2 separate regions of the Homo sapiens genome follow, and region 2 is linked to region 1. A link is a contact called in ENCODE Hi-C data. All regions are on one chromosome and are shown on one strand. The core of a region is the stretch at or near the end of the contact, and the rest is flanking DNA. Distances in the headings are between cores, read along the strand shown. Region 1 holds the start of MS4A6A (membrane spanning 4-domains A6A). Region 2 holds the start of MS4A1 (membrane spanning 4-domains A1).

Region 1 (2,700 bases), core at 65-2,564:
TTAAAAAGTACAGAGCTCCCAGGTTCTGACTCCAAAAACAGTAACTCAGTCTTTGCCAATTAGTCTAGGCTTGGCCTGTCCATTAGAGAAAGAAACTGATAGTATGGAACAGTGAAAACCACACAATCTTGGTTTCATGAGGATTTTTCCATAATGTTTGACACAGTCCATTATAGATAATAAACACATCACAGGGTGGCAGCAACATGAATCTTGAGAGGTCTCAATGTCCAGAGGCAAATGGTCACACAAAATTTGCAATATGCAACAACCTCCCTTTCCTCTAGTCCTACTGACAACAACTGTATTGCCATATATTTGATGAATTTTCAGACTAATAAATGAACTCTGCTTACTTATTTCTTGTTTAATAATACTATTTATTAGCACTCAGATATGTTTATCATATTTTACCAGACACATTCTTAATTTTTACCCTGCAGTGCTTTTAATCCTTACAACAGCTCTGCATGTTAGTAAGTTAGTAAAAACATGTAATAAATAAGAAAATGCAAAATAAAGTTTAAGTTATGAATGCAAATAATATACCTATTGCATATATGTGTGGCCCAGAGTTAATGCTGAAGAAATATTTGCAGTTACCCTTATTGTTCACCCTGGTTCACACAGCCGGGAAGCTGTAAAACCAGTCTTGGATCTCAGCTTTCCTGGAGTCTGAAGCCTTTGCATAAATCTCTAGATCATTCTACCTCTTCCTAATTTCCCACCTGGCATTGCCAGCCTGTGTCTGAGTTTACTCAGGCTGGAGAAACAGCTGCATGCAGTGGTATGAGAACAAGTCTTGGACTCATAACACATAGGCTCGCGTCGTTGGTCCTCCCCACTTTTTAGCATAAAGACCAAGTAGGTTGTGGTATTTGTTGCTAAGCTCAGCTTGGATCCCTTTTCACGGCACCATTCTCAAAGCACAGACCGCCCAGTTTACAAATGGTCTAAACACATTTGAAGAGACAAGAGCTCTGCTCCCATTAATTACACAACCTTAGGTAAGTGACTCACTGAGTTTATGCAATTAGAATACAGCGGACACAGAGTTAAAAACAGATACTCCTTCCATTTGCCCACTCTATTTCCAAAAGGCCCTAGTGTCTCTTAACTGCTGTCAAGGAGTTTCAAGTTAAATTACTCCTCTAATGAGGTCACGGCAAGGGAATAGTGAGATGAGAAAAGTCTTCCAGCATTACCTACCTGTGCCCGTTGGTTCCAGCTGAGTCCTCAGAAGCTCCAAAGAGGTTTTAACTCTGGTTTCTCAGTCCCATCAACGGTTTCTACTTACCTTCATCTTCTGAAAGTCATCAGCCCTTCCTTATTCCAGTGTTTACAGCTATACAGGATGTGATACTCACAGATTGTAGATTTGTGAAATGTTCCTGCACTTCCTTTTCTGTAAACTTCTAGCAACTTCAGTAAAACCATGAAAAGAGCCAACTAATATTTGTGAGAGTTCAGGAGTCATGGAGCCTTATGTGTGAATTGCCACTTCGAGACATACAAGTTTCCTGTTGTTAGGCAAGTCTGTTCTTGAAGCTTCAGTTTTCTAATCTGTTAAATAGAGGAGCAATACCAACACTGGAGAATTGTCATAAAGATGAGCAAAAATATTTATAAAAAGCCTATGCTGCTTTGAAGCTTTCAATAACATGTAACTAATAACAGTAATAGTGCTAGTAATCATAATATAGAGAAAGAACAATATTCCACTGTCTATAACTAACCATAATAATAATAATAGCAATAATGACTACACTGCTTTAAAGGAACATTCATTAATATATAGCTAATAGTAATATAGAACATAAAAAAACTTTTAAAAAATTGTTTTTTATATATATAGTTTGTTTGTTTGTTTTGTTTTATCTTGCTTTTCTAATTCCCCAAGTCTTGGCAGGCTGAAAGCAACCTTTCAATACTGATTGCCCAACTGCTGCCTACCCTCAAGTCATCTTCCTCCTCTGGCTGCTCTTTTTCTCTAACAACAGATCTTTGCCCTCCAGAAAGGTTGGGCCCCTCCAGGGAAGCATTGAAATATTGAAACAGAGAAGGAACAAATGGGAAAGATTCAGCAGGACCTAAATGAATTCAGTAAACTCATATGCAGGCTGGTTTTGTGAGGACAGAGGCACTGTGCCCCTTCAAAACCTTGGGTGGCATTCTTTGGAAGCTGACTTCAATGTATCAGGCAAGGAAACCAGAGCCAGTCAGGGCAATGGCAAAGCCCCACCCTGCAAGCTTCCTTCCTCCTTTCCTTGGGGGAGCTTCCAGAATGAACCCAGAAACACAACCTGAACCATCACCGTCACCACAGAGGGCCATGGATTCTGCACTTAATTCCACACATTAACTCTCCTGTTGAAGAAAGGAGTTAAGAAGCACCATTTAGAAGGCTGGATTAGTTCTCAGCGTCTGAATGACACAGACATTATGAAATGTAATTGGCTTGTCTTAAGTTCTAACAATAAATCTGAGAGGAGGAATGGACTCACACAGAAAGCCTGGGGAGAGGGGCAGAATCACCTCCAACCTTGCTCACCCAAGCTCCTGGCGCCCCTTCCTCTTTCGCAGAGTGCCGTCTGTGTTTCCAGTGGGTGCCCTGCATCTTTGTCACCCTCACAGCATCTGTGAAACAGTGGAATGCAGCTCTCCTCCTGAGCTTTGATTAAAAAGGAGCCCAGTCTCTTT
Region 2 (2,700 bases), core at 30-2,529, 270 kb after region 1:
TGGATGATGGATCTTCTGTTCCCACTCTCCTTCACTCTACAGCATCTCTGAGAGGTGACTGCATGACTTTACTTGAGTATTCTTGAAGAAGTAAATTCTCTATTGAAATGGTAGCCAGTTCCCCTAATGAACGGCTCCAACAATTTTTTTTTTTAGAGTGGCATCTTTTTAAATATCACACCACAATCAGCCTCCCCAGAACTACTTCTACCCAGTGGATCTAACCCTATGGTTCCAAACTATCTTAAATTTAAAAAGAGAGGCAGAAAGAGAAAGAGAGAAGAGATGAAAGAGAGAGACAGGAATGAACCTCGAATTAGGCAACAGAGCTGCCTGCCATATTTCATCCCTTTAGATTAAATAAACAAATAATTACCTAACTATAGCTCTGTGTCTCTAATAAAATGAAGCAATGAACAGGGAAATAAAAATGTAATTAAAAATCCCACATATGAACATAAAAGTTGAATATTGTAGGGGGAGAGAGAGGACATTATCTTTGGGCAAAACTTTGATTCACATCCCAAATATTTAGACTCTCCTGACACTACCAACTTCTTCCATTTCCCTACTTGATCTAGTACTGTGCTTGATGACCCTGCAGCTCCAGACTAGACTAAAAAGAGAGGGGACACAAGGGAACTTGACAGACAGAAGAAAAAGGTGGGTTCAGAGGTAAAAGTGCTATTTCAATTTATATTTCCAAATATGGAGGCTAATTCTTGCTTTGAGTGGCTGGGTACATGTACTATGGCACTAAAGTATAATTTTAGGCCATTTCTGCTAAATCTGACACAAGATATATACATGGTTCATAAGAAACTTAAGTGTGAGCCAATGAGGACAATATTTGGGGACCCCTAAGTATAGTGCTGCCAAGTGTACAGCCTCAGTGATTCTTGAATCTCTGCATGGATGCCTCCTGCCCACCTACTCAGCCCTAAAAGTGAAGCCAGAAGGTAAAAGTCAGTGCTAACGGCCCATCTTTGACCAACTTCTAGAATCTTTCTTGTCCTCAGGGACCTACCATCCACACCTGCTTATAGGGTGGGGGCTGCAGAAGTTCTTCTAATTAAGGTAGCATGAGCATGCCAGGCAGTCCCCTGGGGTCTTTTTCAAGAAGTGAAACCTGGTAAGGCAGAAACTTTTTTTGCACCTCCTTCAGCTATGGTAAGTGTTAAACCAAAGTAATTGGAGCGAAGCCCAAGGTAGCAGAAGCTACTGATTTCCTGTCACCTGATGTCTATCAGCGATTTCATCTTCAGGCCTGGACTACACCACTCACCCTCCCAGTGTGCTTGAGAAACAAACTGCACCCACTGAACTCCGCAGCTAGCATCCAAATCAGCCCTTGAGATTTGAGGCCTTGGAGACTCAGGTAAGGAATCAATTTGCTTTCTTTAAATGACTTAAAGGAGGTGATGGATAAGGTATAGAATGGTTTTGAAGACTGGAGGTTCTTGATCTTAATTCTAGAGTTTCCCTAGTCAGACTTCCTAATAGTTCTATGACTTAAGGAGGGGTGACGATATCAAGGCTTGCTGCCCACTCACTCCTCTAATCAGTCTCCCTCTCAACAATTACCCTATGCAGTCAACTGTGAATCATTCCACAAAAGTAGTAGATTGCAGCATATATATTAAATCATGGTTTCTAAACCATTGGGTTCAAACTGGAGCTCTACCACTAACAAACAATATAACCTTGGGCAAATTACTAAACCTCTAAAGCCTCAGCTTCCTCATCTATAAAATGGGGGCAATGGTACCCATTACATTAGGAAAATTGGAACTAAAATCCTGAATCCCTTAGGACTTCCCAATACCAAATGAGAAAATAATCAGTCATAGGCATAATGAAAAAAACTCCATTTGTCTTCCTGTAAATGCTTTTGTCTACATTAAATGTAAATATACCTAGAAGTATAGGTGGCTTTACAGGCTAACATTTTCTGGAGGGGATTTGTGGACACCAAGTTGAGCATGAAATCCTGCCTCAAATCTATCACATGGGAAACCAAGAGTAAGAGGGGGCGCTGCAGATGTGGGGGAGCTCTAATGAAGGAAAACAAGGATTAATTTTAATCATGCCATTACTGTTTTCTGAATCCAGTATATAAGTGATTCCCTTTCCCTGTTTCCCATAAAATGGCTTAATCTCACTGAGAATCCGGTGGAAAGAAATGTTTAATCCAGCATTGTGAGCATTTTTGTGTGTGTGTTTTGTTTGTTTGTTCATTTTTTAGTGGAGACAAGGTTTCTCCATGTTGGCCAGGCTGGTCTCGAGCTCCCGACCTCAGGGGATCCACCTGCCTCGGCTTCCCAAAGTGCTGGGATTACAGGTGTGAGCCACTGCACCTGGCCATTGTGAGCACTTGTTAAGCTTCCCTGAGGAAGTAGCTGAGTTTGATGTTCAGCTTAATGTAACTGAGCTCATAGTACATAGAAAACAGGTTCCCTATGCAAGTCTAGTAGGATACAGGATTCTCCGAAGAAAGTAGTTGATGTCTAGTAAGGAAAGCAAAGAGCTAGGAGCTCTGAAGAATTCCTTGCAATCAGGCAAGGAGAGCAGGAACGCCCTCAGGTGATGTGCATATCTAATGCAGAGTTTGATTGAAAGTAAAGAGGGAGGGAGAAGGAACACTTCAAAGTTGAGAAGATTCAGGAAAGAAGGTAGAGGACATGTATAGACCAGTGGCTC

The links. Hi-C counts contacts between places; a loop is a spot of excess contacts on that map. Pooled maps may share reads with other maps.
Region 2: a loop to region 1 is called in a map with no recorded cell type, with 4 times the contacts of the local background. The contact joins the promoter of MS4A1 here to the promoter of MS4A6A in region 1. A Hi-C loop is called at or near these places in 8 of 37 single-sample maps with no recorded cell type and 4 of 50 pooled maps.

The regions. Positions count from the first base shown.
Region 1 is chr11:60,181,769-60,184,468 of GRCh38, forward strand. MS4A6A (membrane spanning 4-domains A6A) reads right to left here and starts at 1,315. Exons shown (of 6, transcript NM_022349.4): 1 at 1,210-1,315.
Region 2 is chr11:60,454,568-60,457,267 of GRCh38, forward strand. It overlaps MS4A1 (membrane spanning 4-domains A1), which reads left to right and starts at 1,280. Exons shown (of 8, transcript NM_152866.3): 1 at 1,280-1,378.